2 separate regions of the Homo sapiens genome follow, and region 2 is linked to region 1. A link is an interaction called in ENCODE POLR2A ChIA-PET data of the cell type or tissue named here. Cell type or tissue: PC-9. All regions are shown on one strand.

The links. Peaks named below come from ENCODE experiments on the same cell type or tissue, not always from the same donor. Only the 100,000 strongest peaks of a DNase experiment are listed, where the experiment ranks them.
Region 2: POLR2A ChIA-PET joins it to region 1 with 12 read pairs; 13 of 35 experiments call an interaction of 5 or more read pairs at or near these places.

Annotation. Positions count from the first base shown.
Region 1 is chr16:24,733,681-24,741,680 of GRCh38, reverse strand. The region is part of intron 2 of TNRC6A (trinucleotide repeat containing adaptor 6A); the gene reads right to left. Among named protein-coding and RNA genes, the nearest start is that of TNRC6A, 8.0 kb to the right of the region's middle. In PC-9, no CTCF peak of the experiment used is centred here; DNase peaks (open chromatin) are centred at 4,100 and 4,820; H3K4me3 peaks cover 1,601 bases; H3K27ac peaks cover 2,898 bases.
Region 2 is chr16:24,545,459-24,553,458 of GRCh38, reverse strand. RBBP6 (RB binding protein 6, ubiquitin ligase) reads right to left here. Exons shown (of 18, transcript NM_006910.5): 2 at 7,197-7,296; 3 at 4,478-4,514. Among named protein-coding and RNA genes, the nearest start is that of RBBP6, 9.9 kb to the right of the region's middle. In PC-9, no CTCF peak of the experiment used is centred here; no DNase peak of the experiment used is centred here.

The DNA.
Region 1 (8,000 bases):
AATGCAGAATTAGGTGGACGCAAAACCAACAGCTAAAGGTCCCAGATTGCAAACCAGAGCAAATCAGGTACCAGGTACCAAAAGAGAACCAAGGTATCAAAAGATAAATCTATAGGCCAATAACCCTTATGAATACAAACATAAAACTCCTCAACAAAAGACTAACAAACCAAATCTAGCAACAAACAGGACTACACAAAGTGGATTTATCCCAGATATGCAAGGGTGGTTTAACATGAAAATCAACGAAATACACCATGTTAATAGAATGAAGGACAAAGCTACATGATGATTTCAAGAGACACAGAAAAAGCATCTGACAAAATCCAGTATCCTTTTACAAGACAAAAACACTCAAAACAGGAATAAAAGAAAACTTCCTTAACCTGATAAAGGCCCACAGCTCACAACATACATAATGATAAAGACTGCATACTTTTCCTCAAGATTAGGAACAAGACAAGGATGTCTGATCTTGCCACTTCCTATTCGACACTGAGCTCGAGGTTCCAGTCAGAAAAAAGAGAGTGCGTGTGTGAGTAAGCATGCACGAAAATTGGAAAAGAAGATGTAAAACTGTCTCTATTCACAGATGACAGGCTCTTGTACACAGAAAGTCCTAATGAATCCAGATACATAAAGACTACTGGAACTAATGAACATGTTCAGCACAGCCGCAGAACACAGTATCAACATACAAAAATCAATTGGCTGACACACGCTACAATATGGACAAATCTTGAGGACACTATGCTAAGTGAAATAAGCCAGTCACAAAAGGACAAACACTCTATGACTCCACTAATGAGGTATCTAGAATAATCAAATGCATACAGACAGAAGGTGGAATTGTGGCTGCCAAGAGCTGAAGGCAATAGGGAGTTATGATTTAACGGGTACAGAGTTTCCATTTTACAAGATGAAGAGTTGCAGAGGTGGATGGTGGTGATGGCTGCACAACAATGTGAATGGACAATGCCACCAAACTACATCATTTAAAATGGATAAGATGGTAAATTTTACGTGTTTCACAATTTTTAAAAAACTTTAAAAAAAATCTACTGTATTTCTATACAGTAGCAGTGGACAACCCAAAAAGTAAATCAAGAAAACAATTCCACCTACAATAGCATCAAAAAGTTTTAGGAATAAATTCCACAAAAGAAGCATGATTACACACTGAAAACTACACAACATCTTTGAAAACAATTAAAGACCTAAATAAATAGAAAAAGATTCCATGTTCGTGAACTGGAAGACTTAATATTATAAAATGCAATACTGTCCACACTGGCCTACATATTCAACACTGTTCCTATCAAAATCTCAGCTGCCTTTTTGCTGAAATTGACAAGCTGATCCAAAAATTCACATAGAAATGCAACCAGAATAGTCAATGCAATCTTTAAAAAAATTTTTTTTTAATAATTAGTCTCTGGTTATCCAGCCAATGCAATCTTGAAGGAAGGCTCATACTGATTCCAAACTTATTACAACAAAGCTGAAGTAATCAAGACAGTGTGGAAGTGGCATAATGATGAACACATAGTATCAACAGAATAGAATTGAGAGTCCAGAAATAATTCTTCATTTTATGATCAAGTGACCTTCAACAGGGTGCCAAGATGAAAGTCTTTTCAACAAATGAAGCTGGAATTACTGGATAGTTACATAACAAGAATGACATTGGAGCCCTCATGCCATATGCAAAACTTAACTCAAAATGAATTACAGAACTAAACATTAAGAACTAAAACTATAAAATTATTAGAATACAAGTAAATCTTTGTGACCTTGGATTTGTTGCCAACAACACAAGTAACAGAAAAAAATACTGGTAAACTAGATTTACAAAATTTTAAATTTTTGTGCTCAAGGGACTTCATCAAGAAAGTGAAAAGAGGCTGCATGCGGTGGCTCATGCCTGTAATCCTAGCACTTTGGGAGGCAGAGGCGGGTGGATCATTTGAGGTCAGGAGTTCAAGGCTGGCCTGGCCAACATGGTGAAATTCTGTCTCTATTAAAAATACAAAAATTAGTTGGGCATAGTAGTGGGTGCCTGTAATCCCAGCTACTCAGGAGGCTGAGGGAGGAGAAACGCTTGAACCTGGCAGGTGGAGTTTGCAGTGAGCTGAGATCATGCCACTGCACTCCAGCCTGGGCGACAGAGCAAGACTCTGTCTCAAAAAAAAAAAAAAAAAAGTGAAAGGAAAAGCCACAAAATAGGAAAAAATACCTGTAAATCATATATCTAATAAGGGACTTGTATCTAAGCTATATAAAGACCTTTTTCAATGACAAAAAATATCACCTAATTTAAAGATGGGAGAAGAATCTGAATGGCCACTTCTCAGATCAGATATACGAATGGCCAATAAGGACATGAAAAGATGCTAATCATCATTAGCCATTAGGAAAATGTAAATCAAAACCATAATGAGATACCACTTTACATCTATTAGGATGGCTAAAATCAGAAACAAGAACCCTAACAAATGCTGGCAATGGAAAGGATGTGGAGAACCTAGTGCCTCCATACATTGCTGATGAGAATGTAGAACTGTGCAGCTGCTTTGCAAACAGTCGGGCAGTTCCTCAAAAAGTTAAACAGAGCCTGAGCAACACAGTGAAACCCCATCTCTACAAAATATAGAAAAAATTAGCCAGGCGTGGTGGCATGCACCTGCAGTCCCAGCTACCTGGGAGGCAGTGGTGAGAGGATGGCTTGAGCCTGGAAGGTGGGAGGTTGCAGTGAGCTGAGATTGCACCACTGAACGTCAGCCTGGGCAACAGAGGGAGTCCGTCTCAAAAACAAAACAAAACAACACAAACAAAAGTTAAACAAAGTTACCATATAACCCAGCAATTCCACCCCTAGGTATATAACCAATAGAATTGAAAATATATGTCCACACAAACATTTGTACATGAATGTTCATAGCAATATTATTCATAATAGCCCCAAAGTTAGAACAGCCCAAATGCCCATTAACTGATGAACGGACAAACAAAATGGGCAATAGCCATACAATGAAATTTATTTGCCCATAAAAAGGAATAAAGGATATATGCGACATGATGGACGAACCTTGAAAACACTACACTAAATAAGACAAGTCACGTACAAAAGTATCATATAGTATGATTCCACTTAAACGAAAATAGGTAAGTCCATAGAGTTATAATAGAAAGTAGATTAGTGGTTGCCAGAGGCTGGGTGGAAGGGACAAATGGGGAGTGGCTGCTATTATGGGGTTTTTGGGTGAAGGGGTGAAAATTCTAGAATTAGACAGTGGTGCTGATTGCACAACTCTGTGAATATACTAAAAACCATTAAATCATACACTTTGTGGACTTTAAAAGGGTGAATTTTATCATATGGGAATTTTATCTGAATAAAGCTGTTATTTAAAAGTTGAGAGAAACTGAAAGGTACATTCAGAGAAGGAAGAGTTAGGGACAGGGCAAAAGGTGGAAGGGACAGTGCTAAATTGATAAGCTGAGCAAAAAACAAGAGTCTGGGCTTTAATTCCAGAGTCACTGGGAAGGAGCCAACAAAGGTTTCTAAGAAATAGTGACTGACAGGCCTCAGAAACGTGGCTCGAGGACGATTAACCTGCAGCAGTGTAGAGAATGCACATTTTATGACCCTATCTTTGTAAGATTTTCACTATATGCCTCACATTGCAAAGAGATTCACAAGTGGAATAACATATAAAACATATTTCTCTTACATCAGTTATACAGTCAATTATCAAGGAATAAATGATATTTAAAAGGACATTTAAAATCAGCACACACTTAACTACCATTCTCTCCCGTCTGTGCACACATGTTTTAGGGAAACTTCAAAAGAATGGGAGAAAGAAGGGACCAAAGTCAACAAAACACAGACGTCATAACTCTAAAAATATTCAATATTATTGCAGCAAACTGCTCAATAAGTGCTCCCTGACTGAAAACCACTAATAAGAACAGCAAAACAACTGAGTTGGCTTAATCTTGTTTGTTATTATACAAAATCCAATCAGTCACTGTTTGCAGAAAATATCTTGTAAGGTTCAAAGTATAAAATTCTTCAACCAGGTTTCAATCTGTTTTGAACATTCCATTTGAAACGGGAAGTCAGCTGAGTCATCATCACATAATATACTACTGCTAAAAATTCAAAATGCTTTTCCCTAGTTACAAGAGTGGAAATGCTAGGATTTCTCCTTCATAGCCAACTCAAACACACAGAGTATGCAAATCATTTTTAAAATAAGACATCTTAAATAGGAAATTTAAACTATATTTATTTTCATGGGTGGCTTTTTTTTAAGATGGAAAGAAGCTATGCCTTAGTCGAATATTACTTCCTTTTGAATCTCAAACATCTTCCTCTTATTGATACTATTCAGCTCCTCTGACAACCTCCTCATAAAGAAGCAGTTTCTTAATCTTTGAGGAGTAATGACCCTTTGAGATCTAATGAGCACTAAAGACCATATCTGCTTTTGTTGTGGGGTTTTATTTTTATTTTTATTATTTTATTTTGGCATACATTCAATTTTGCAAACCACTTCATAACACCTGTGGTCCCTCTGTGGCATCGGGATGAGAACCCTTGGTCTGGTGGCACCGTGCCACTCTAATTTCAATGGGGCATTCTTTTAAGAAAGCGTATTACAAGCCCAGCCCCAATGTTTCATTTTCCTACCAGGGTTATCAGTTCATCACTGGTCAAAGCTGAAAACAAGCAACTTTTATGTCCCACAGTAAGGGAGCTACCTTTGGCATAAATCTTCATAAAAGCAGTAATCATTATGGCTGATCGATTTAAATACAAAGACCTGTAATTACTGTAACCTCAAATATTTAAAATTACATCTCGGTTTAAACCAATTGTTTGGCATTTCCTAAAATGAAAGAAACACCAAGTCAGTGTAGAAGTAAGAATATTGGATAACCTTTCGGTTAATTTACTTCAAAATGCTGTGGGGAGGGAATACTGAAGACAAACACATCATCACCTATGGGATACTCCTGCCAAAAAGGGTCAACCTGAACCTAATCATACAGACAAGACCCAAAAAATGCAAATTTCAGTCTGCAAAAACAACTAGACTGGACTATTTCAAAATGTCATTGTCAAGAGAGAAGCAGAAAAGGGCAGGAAAATGCTCCTAATGTAAGAGAAACTTCAGACACAACTAAATGCAACCCAGGATACAGCAATTGAGTGAAAGAACAAATACAACTTTAAAAAAAATTTTGAGAAAATTGGGAAAATCTGAATAGGGACCAGACAGAATTGTAAAGTTAAACTTCCTGTGGGTGATCATTTGATTGCTGTCAGGTAGAATGCCCTTATTCTGTGAGATACCTACTGCCATACTTTGGTGTGCAATGTCACGATAGAACAAATGTGGCAAAATATTAATAATCACTAAAACTAGGTAAAGAGATACAGGTATTAGTTGCAACATTTTTCCAATTTTGCTTAAGGTTAGAATGATTGATTATTTATTTGAGACAGAGTTTTGCTTTTGTGCCCAGGCTAGGCTGGAGTGCAATGGCGCAATTTCGGCTCACTGCAACCCTCGCCTCCCAGGTTCAAGCGATTCTCCTCCCTCACCCTCACAAGTAGCTGGGATTACAGGCATGTGCCACCACACCAGGCTAATTTTGGTATTTTTAGTAAAGATGGGGTTTCACCATGTTGGTCAGGCTGGTGTTGAACTCCTGACCTCCAGTGATCTGCCCACCTCGGCCTCCCAAAGTGCTGGGATTACAGGCATGAGCCACTGTGCCCGGCCAATTTTTTAAAATTTTAAAATGAGATAGGGATTTCTGTTTTTTCAGTGAGAGATTTATCATGCATCAGCCTGAACAGAATACATATAACGCATACCATTTTAGTCTTTCCAATCATGGGCAATACTTTTGCAGTTGTCATTAAAATTGTAAATATGTTTTGCAATTTATACTTTCAGACATTTCAGATGCCAAAAATCAAAAGAGCTTACAGAATGGTATTCTTTTGATGTTTATATTCAAATTTTCCACAGAGGGTTGTTACACATTTTTAAATTAAGTTTACAGATTGTGATTAATTTATCCTATCAAGTGATTTACCACCTAATTGCCAAATTAAGCTGGAAAAAAAGCATATTGGGTTGGTACATTAAAAATGAGCAAAAACCACAATTAACTTTCGCACCAACCTATAGCAATATGCATGTGTTGGCCTGCAAACCGTATCACAGCAAAGCAAAAGAAAAGCTTAACAAAATCAGATTTTCTTTCTTTTTTTTCAGACAAAGGTTGATGAATTGCATGAGTGGGATCCACCTTAGCTACGGAGACCTAATGCCTTGGGGTTTTACTCCTGCTGTCCTAGTCATTTCTTTTCTTTCTTTCGAAACAGAGTTTCACTCTGTTGCCCAGGCTGGAGCGCAGTGGCACAATCTCGGCTCACTGCAACCTCCACCTCCCAGGTTCAGATTCTCCTGCCTCAGCCTCCCAAGTAGCTGGGATTACAGGCACATGCCATCACACCCAGCTAATTTTTGTACTTTTAGTAGAGACGGGGTCTCACCATGTTGGCCAAGCTGGTCTTGAATTCCTGACCTCAAATGATCCACGTGCCTCAGTCTCCCAAAGTGCTGGGATTACCCGTGTGAGCCACTGCACCTGGCCAGTCCTAGTCATTTCTAATATAGCATTTGTCCCACGCAAAAGCATCTCAGATAAGTGTCCCAGTTTAGATGCAACATTATATGGTATATAGCACTTTTAACAACTTTTGTTATATGATGACATACAGTTGGTTTATGGGGGGACAAATCAGTATAACGTGAAGTTAACTTCTACTTTAAACAAAACACATTTAGTACATGATAGTAAAGTCATCACTAGAATGAACATAACATATTGAGATAACTGCTTTTACTCTTTTAGAATAAAAAAGGAGAAACCAAAATTATATTTTATCTATTGTGCAATATAAAATAAAATACTGCACATGGGAGGAATACTAGAATTAGAGTCAAAAGGCCTGTTTAAATCCCAGCTGGGTCACTTGACAGAGAATATAAACTTGCGTAAGTTACTGAATCTGTTTCAACCACAGCTTTCTCACTTGAGAAATGAAGAAGTCAGAATGCTGGCTGATCTCTATCTAAAGTCATAGTCCAGCTCTAAATATTCAATGATTCTATGATTCTGGCCTCCAAAATATTTTTTCAGACTAGACCAGCTGAGTTCTACTGGTCTAGACCAGTACTGGTAGATTTTTTTTTTACAACTGCAAAATGTAACTTAGCATCTTCTCTCCCCAAACTCCTATTTCTGCTCTGACTTGTTCTGTTCAGAGGTTGGGTCAAACTCTCATTCACCCATGATGAAGATTCCTATGTATTTTTGACTCCTCTGACACCTAATCAGCTGTCAAATCCCAGATTCTTAACTTCCTCAGTATCTTATACACTCATCTTTTTTTTCCTTTCTCTCTCTTTTTGCTTTGAGACAGGGTTGCACTCTGTTTCCCAGGCTGGAATGCAGTGGCACAAACTCAGCTCACTGAAGCCTCAAACTGCTGGGCTCAAGCAAACCTCCCACCTCAGCCTCCCAAGTAGCTGGGACTACAGGTGCACACCACCACACCCAGCTAATTTTTTAAAATTCTTTTGTAGAGGCAGAGTCTTATCATGTTGCACAGGCTGGTCTCAAACTCCTGGGCTCAATCCTCCTGCCTTGGCCTCCCAAAGTGCTGGGATTACAGGCGTTAGCCACTGGGTCCAGCCTCACTCACCTCTTTTTGCCACCACTTCAATTCAGGCCTCCATCGCTTCTTGCCTAGATCGCTAGTTTTCTCCCATAAATACACCTGGTTAGTAATCCCAGACCAGAAGATTATTCTATCACATCAGTACGCAACAAAAAGCATGCAATAGCTCCCATACCTAAAAATTTATGCACAAGTTCCTCAACCTGACATTCAAGAACCTCTATATCTG
Region 2 (8,000 bases), 190 kb after region 1:
GTGATCATTTAGCCCCTATTGACACCTTAATGTTGAAATATTGGGCATTTTCTTAGTTTTCTAAAGAATGTTAAGCTTGAAAATGTAGCTCAGCCTACTTCATTCTTCTCTAGATATTTCACACAGTTATAAAAAGCTATCAGTTGGAGGGGAGGAAGAGGGGACTCAATTAAAATGAAAAAATGTATCACACAGAAAATCTGTTCAGAGTGTCGACTGAATACTAGGAGTCCCATATCTCCCTATGGTCTCTAAATGTGACAATACTCAAGACAATGTACACTGGAAGAGAGAATAAGAAATCTAATTTTCCTGCAAGGCCATTATACAACATTGTAAAAACAAACAGCCCTTTAAGGGCTCAGATAATTGCTTTAATAAATAACAGCTCCCATATAATTGCTACTTCTTTAATTTTTGAAAACATACTCTTCAGTCTGAGTAAGTTTGTTTATTCTCTCATACAAAGAGTAATAGCTTCTTGTCAAAGAAACCACAGCTTTCTCAGGGCAAAGATGTTAAGTCAAAAAAAGGGAAAACAATGGCACCCTGAGGAGAAGGCCAACAGAGCTGTCACTTATTATGATGGACTCTAATATTTGAAGAAAGTTAATTTAATCACACAGAGCAAGTGTACATAAAGGATATAAGAGGGCTTTAAAAAAGGTATTTTAATGAGCCTTAAGCATTCTGCCCCACTCACTAACTGCCAATTCTCTAACACTGAAGAGGGGGAGATAACTGGGCATATTTGAAGAGGCATCTTTGTGTAAAAGATGTATGGAGTCAGGAGAGAGCCACCTTCATAAACTGTTCTGTGCAAAGAGGAATAAAACATTTCTCTTTCAAAATAAAATAAAAATAAAAATGTATTTTAAATTGAACACTAATTTTTTTCATTTGATCCTCTGAAATGATTTTAATATCAGTTTTTAAAAAAATCTTTAGCAAACAATCTTGAAGATATGATTTCCCTACAGCTTCCTACGTAGTAAGTGGGTTGCTTAGTTAACATGTCGTAAGGTCAGAACTCTTCATTTAAAATGGAGAATGTAACAAGATGTCTGGATCAAAGAAAAAAGTCTTCATCAGGTATTCTGTTCCAGAGAACCAAAAGTTTTAAAATAAAAGCAACATGACTTAAGAGCCCCAAAGACAAATGTAACCAGTCTCAATATGAAGTTCTTAGCCAATGCCCACACAGTAGGGATTCAATAAATGTAAATAAAAAATAATGTTGGCTAAATATAAGACACATCTCACAAATATCTTAGGGTTTTAAAAGTTAATTTGATGGATATTACTGGGATGTTTATTCAGACAAAAGGTTCTTTGCTCCACATTAAGGAACTGACTATAAAAGAGTTCATGATGCACTAACCCTATAACTTAATGCATATCTACATAATTTGCCAATGGGTTATCATTTTTGTCCAGCTTTTAAGTATTTTTTTCCTTTAAGAACTAATCTCAAGTGGTAAGTAGAAAAAAACCTCTAAATAATACATATCTCTTTTTATCTAAAATAAGTTCTGACCTACTCAATCTATTTTAAAGATTTTATACCAACCAGAAGTTACTTGATTTTAAGTAACAAGGACTAGACAAATTGCTGTCAACCATCATCTATACTACATTCTAACCAATAAAACAAATAGTCTTTAAAAATAGCCCATTACTATCTAGAATAGAATATAAATACTGATGATTTCCTTGGAAAGAAAACAATTATATTAACTTTCTTACCACTGGAACTAAAAAACTTAAGAATAAAAAAAAAATCTTCCCACTCCTAACACTTAAGATATAGTATCCTTTTTGTTTTTATGCTGGGCTTTTGTGTGCTTTTAAGCTTTCTGCTAACTTATTAGTATTATGTATTTATTGACTTTGAAGTGGTTTTAGATATGCAACTGCACCTAAATCACCTTTTTACCACCAAGTAATCACTATTGCCCCTAAATATCTTATAGTCCACAAAGAAGTCAAATTTACCTCAAATTTAGAAAAGCAAACAAATGTTTCCTACATATAGCAAGGTGTTCAGAAATGAGCAAAAAATGTTGACAAAGAATGGTTTAAAAATGATTAGGAATTTGTATTACTAAACATCAATAAAAATAGTGACTCTTGGTAAGATACTAATGGTAAAAAAAAGTCTGCCACTTAAAGTCCTCACAAAACGGACTGATGCAGACCGTAGACATTAAAATTAACCCACCTCCCTGTACCTAATTAGGGGTCTTGTTTTGGGAAGCAAGGATCTAAAATCTTTTATGCCAATTATATTAGCTTTTTGAAGTTAAAGAATCCTATAAAATACCACTCTGATATTTAGTTAGCAAGAAGAACATCCAGCTTTGGGGTATCAACATGGATGGATGACTAAAAACAAGACTGGGGAATATGGAAACAGCCATCCATTCTTGATTAGAGTTCGCTTCCATTACCAAAACTATACATTTACTTTACTAATCAGGATAAGAAAAATTTGGCTTAGCGCCTCTATTTACTTTGCTTTTGTGAATGTGTACAATCCACGTGACTCTAAATCTCCTAAGATGGGCACTAATTATGCTTGATGAATATATTCTCATCTTAAATGCCAGCAAATGTACCCCAAGCAAATAAATGATGGGGACAACAAGGTTATCTAATATCTCTATTTCAGATAATTCTACCTAAAAATTAAAGCCAATTTTAAAGTATTAAAAAAAAAAGAAAAGAAAAGAGAAACCTAAATAAGCTTAAATAAACTGCTTCTTATAAATGTAATACAGACATGCCGGAACACACAAGGCTAAAAGAATGTTAACTTTATTTATGAACATGTGATTTGTGTTTATACACATGCTAATAAACAAAAAGGAAATAACTGTTTTCAAGAAATAAAACTTCATCTGAATTAGTTTAAATACTATATAAACTGTACTTTATACAAAATGTGTTACATTAACTACTACAGTCACCAGGATAGTCAATCTAATTTATGCTAGCATTTGGATACATAAAAATCAGTTTTAAACCAATCACCAGCAAAACATAAGCTTGGACAGTTTTTACAGCATTATGCTTAAAAAAAAAAAACAAAAAAACAAAAAAAAACACCCCATATCCAAAAAGAGGAAAAAAAAACCCCAAACACTAAGACTTTTGATCTTAGAATCACTGTATTTAGTTCCACAAGAACTAAAGGCCATATACTCTAAAGAACAAGTCCAATGTTCAGATATTCTATATTATCATGTTTAAGATCCAATGATCCAAGGTTAGTGAAATGCCTCATATACAAAGAGCAATAGTATTTAAAAAGTATATAATGTGAAATAGCAAGCAATACCCTTGAATTCTAAATGAAGATTTTAGACATCTTGCATTGTGTACAATATCAAGCCTGGGCATTAAAATGTTTAGAGAACCATTACATTTACAGAACCCAATTATGATAGACCTGTGTTATGAAACAGATGCTTCACCCCACAACTTAGGAATGCTGCTACTTTTTACTTAAGAGCTCAAAGTTAAAATGGTATCACAAATTAAGTTAATCTGTGATTACAAAAATTAAGCTTAACTTTCTTCAAACCAGTTATCCTGGTTAAGGGGAGTTACCTCTGATAAGGTACAGCTTTCAATGGCCTAAAATTAACGCAGCATTTTAGTATAAGAGGGAAATATTTTAATTTGGACATCTGCACTAACTAGATAGAAGTGGAAGATCTCATTAAACTTTGAAAACAATATAATCAGTTTATATAAACTCAAAATCACTAAGACACTTATATATTCATAGGGGGCCCCAGGTTCAGGTTTCACTTTATAGTACAGATGTAAACAAAAGAAGGAGCTCAAAATGCCAAATAAAGCAAGACTAAATAATAAAGCTGCATCAATGGTCTCTGGAAAGCTCTTTTCTATGATGTGTTTGAACTTGGAGAAAGCATCAAACTTTAATATAAGCTTTGCATGTTGCTAATGCGTTTTTGGAAGCCATAAATCAGGCAGGAAAAAAAAAACTAACAAAAACTAAGTGATACAACGTGAAAATGGCAAAATATACACTCCAAACATTTTTTATTGCAAGAAACAAAAAGCACACAACAGCCTGTACATACATACAAAATACTAACTATAGACAGACAAATGTAGAACATGTCATCATGTTCCTTAGTGTAAAACCTAAACGATCTAAAAAGGATCATACATTAACTGTACAACACAGTGTCATACAGGGATAATGCTATCATATTTAATATGAAACAGTGTTACGGGCACAAATTACCCATTTCTACAAAATAAGTGTGCAAGTGATGCCACATATTATCCATATTCAACTGAGCTGTCATCAAAATACATTTTATTTACAATATGTACTATGATCAGTTGGATATTAAGTTCTAAAATGATTTACTTCACTGCTACATTATAAAGGTAAAAGCAATGTGTAGAAAAAGTGTGAGATTGTGTTTTTACATACTGCTTTTGTAGTTGCCATCGCTGGTTCAGTTCGACTTCTAAAACACAAAATAAAAACAAAAATTAACATTAGCTATTTATGAATTTTTGTGCTAATAAATTTTAACACATTATCTTCAATAATACATTTTTAGGAACCTAATTTTCCTTTGGTATAAATATTTAACAGCCAATTTCTGAATGAATAAATTACTCTGATTAATCTTTACCACCTTTGAGCAGTTTTAAGATAGATTTGTGGTTTGGAAAAAAATTCCATACTAGGGAATTCAAAAATAGGTGTACCCTGCCACTTAAAACAAATGTTTTCTGAAAGGTAGTATAGGGATTTTATGTTTAGAAACGTAGTTTATTCTTAATAAACTGAAAATTTTAAATTATATAATTTCCCAGTTTCTGAATGCGTAAATTTTCACACATCAGGAAGACTGCTGTTGTTAACATTTGTAATTTGAATCCCTGAGAAATTGCTGTGCTCCCAAAACTAATTTTCAAATCTGGAGGGCCAGGCTGATAGCTATTTTCATTTTTCAAATGTCTCAAAACAACAATCAAGGATTGAACAAGAGGCCAAGGTGAGAGGATCACTTGAGCCCAGGAGTTTGAGACTAACCTGGGCTGTAACATAGTGACCCCATCTCTTAAAAACAGAAAAAAAAAAAAAACTGAACAAAAATTCTCACTCCCAGAAAAACACAATATAATCAGAGTATTTTAGTTAAAAGAACTGACTTAAATGGCTGTGTAGAACTGGACAATTTGATGTTTAAAAGACATAAACCCCAAAAGAAATTATTTTAATCCACACAGGAAAGGGGAAGAAGTTGAGTTGCTAGATTATAGCCTTTTAATGCTTAAAGTTTAAGGTATCTTGACTATAGAGAAATGTTAGCATCTAACAGGAGTTTCTAGGTGTGTGTATAATTTGGAATTTGAGATAAAAAAAAAACTGAGCTTTGATTTTCTAGTATTTGCTCAAAAAAAAACTGAGATGCATTTTATGAGGCAAATTTATTACAAACAGAACCCTATATATTGTACATTAACATATAATTCTGTGTAAGAGGCAACTTATTTTGCCATGTACTTCAAATAATTCTTAAGAGTTTCTATCAAAAAATCTACAGAAAATACATTTGCCATTTTTTAAAAAGCACTTGGTAAATTAAAGTAAAATTTCACACTGGATTGTAGGAATTAATTCTCCCCATAAATTTATAATTCTTAGGCTGGGTGCGGTGGCTCACGCCTGTAATCTCAGTACTTTGGGAGGCCAAGTTGGGTGGATCACCTGAGGTCAGGAGTTTGAAACCAGCCGGGCCAACATGGTGAAACCCAGTCTCTACTAAAAATCCAAAAATTGGCCAGGCTTGGTGGTGGGCACCCATAATCCTGGCTACTTGGGAGGCTGAGGCAGGAGAATCGCTTGAGCCCGGAGGCTACAGTGAGCCAAGATTGTGCCACTGCACTCCAGGCTGGGCAACAGAGTGAGACTCCATCTCAGGAAAAAACAAAACAAAACAAAACAATATATATATATACACACATATATATATAATTCTTAGAATCATTTAAAGTTAAGAACACACACCATTAAAAGTTCACTTGGCAATTACAACAAGGAAAGTATTCAGCTTTTTAAAGTAGCTATTATATGGAAGATACTGCACAAAAGGACCTCTAAGTGTTAAGATATGGAATATAACTTTACAACAAACTAATGAGAAAAATCTTAGAATACTTGCCCATATGAGGTAAAGCTCCAAGAAATGACTTTATTTTTACCTTAATTTCAAGAACACTTTCCATTCCCTAGCACTGGCAAATTCTAGAATTTTTCATTGACTCAAAATAATTTGTTCCAATTTCAAACAATACTACCTAATTCTAAGTGAAAATCACTACTCTTTAAATAACCTATGTTGCTGCCCTTTTCACATATTATAGTTCTGCTATCACTACTGAAATTGCAAGAAAGCAGAGAAAGTTAAGGATATAAGGTTTTAATCCTGCCCCAGGTTAGTGAATACCAGCTCCGGACTAGTTGTGAGACTGCTCTCTTCCTACTCCAATAATGTGCATTTAGCATGTGCCAGACACTATTTAATTCTTACAACCCTCTAGAGTTAAGTACTCACGTCCCTATTTTATTTTTGAGGAATCTGAGGCACAGAGACTTACCCAAGGTCCAAAGTCACACAACTGGTATGAAGCAGTAAATGGAGTCAAATCTAAGCCTGATTTCAGTGCCCATGATTATAAATCCTATATACTTTATGCCTCTCAGCCAAAGCCCCTTATTGATAAAGAGTAAATGTTAGCATTACTGAATACTCTTGATGCTGTCAAAATATTTAGGACCGATGTCTACAACACCAAATTTTTGTAGTGAAGAAAACTGAAGGAACCCCCACAAAAAAAAGTAGTCAAAGAAAGGCACAGAAATAATGTGAATATCACTTTCTTGTATCTGTAAATACTGGCCATATGGAGAAAAATTTTTCCTAATAATGGCCCTCTCACAACAGGCTAAGTCAATTTAACTGGGGGAGGAAATCAAAAACAAACGAACAAAGAAACCTACTATCCTCACAGTCTTGAGAAGATGTATTCATTAAGGTTAAAGTAATGAGTTCAGTTCTAAAATACAGTTTTTTCTCACAAAATTAAAAAAACTAAAAAAAGTCTATTTTGAGAAATACATGAGATTTGATACTTACATAACATATGTCTTGCTTGTAGATTTAACACCTCCAATAGGAATTCTTCTAACAATTACAGAAGAATTCTTAGGAATCAGAGCATTATCATCAGTATATTCTGTAAATAAAAAGACAGAATTGAATTTCCATTTGGGGATTTGAGTGCGTAACCAAGAATTAGAAAACTTCAAATATAAATTTCATGGGAAATGACTTTAAATATAATAACTACAAGTTCCTTGCAACTAGATTACTGATATTGTCAGAACAAACATCCAAAGCCCTAAGAGGGCTTCTTTTCAAAGGACAACCAATATCATCAGCAGGTTCTTGGCTCTAGCACTTCTACTTTTGTGGAACTCCAAATCTCAGTAACACCGTCATTCTTTAGTTTAGTCTGAAATGCTGAACATGTGAATGGTGAAAAAGCCGTTATTCGGAATGAAGATATTCTGTCTCTCCTAGTCCCTAAACGTTAGTTGAGTATTACAATCCCTGCATTCACAGAAATTATTACTGAGGAAGATAGACTAAAAATTAAATTATGACGTTATGAATAAAGAGAAAATGGTTTTCTAATAAGGAATGAATAGTGGAATACAACTTCAGATAGAATGTTGATTCCAAGAAAGCCCCTTGGAGGAACTTCTACTGGATACTTAAAGACTGAGAACCCAGCCAGATACAGGAAAAAAACTGGTTGAGGACTATTTCAGGCAAAGGATAAAAAAAGCATGTAGAAAAATGATACGAAACGGCTTGAAGAGCCTAAGAAAATAAAAGAAAAGAATGACAGAAAGGTATAGACCATACACTGATTTA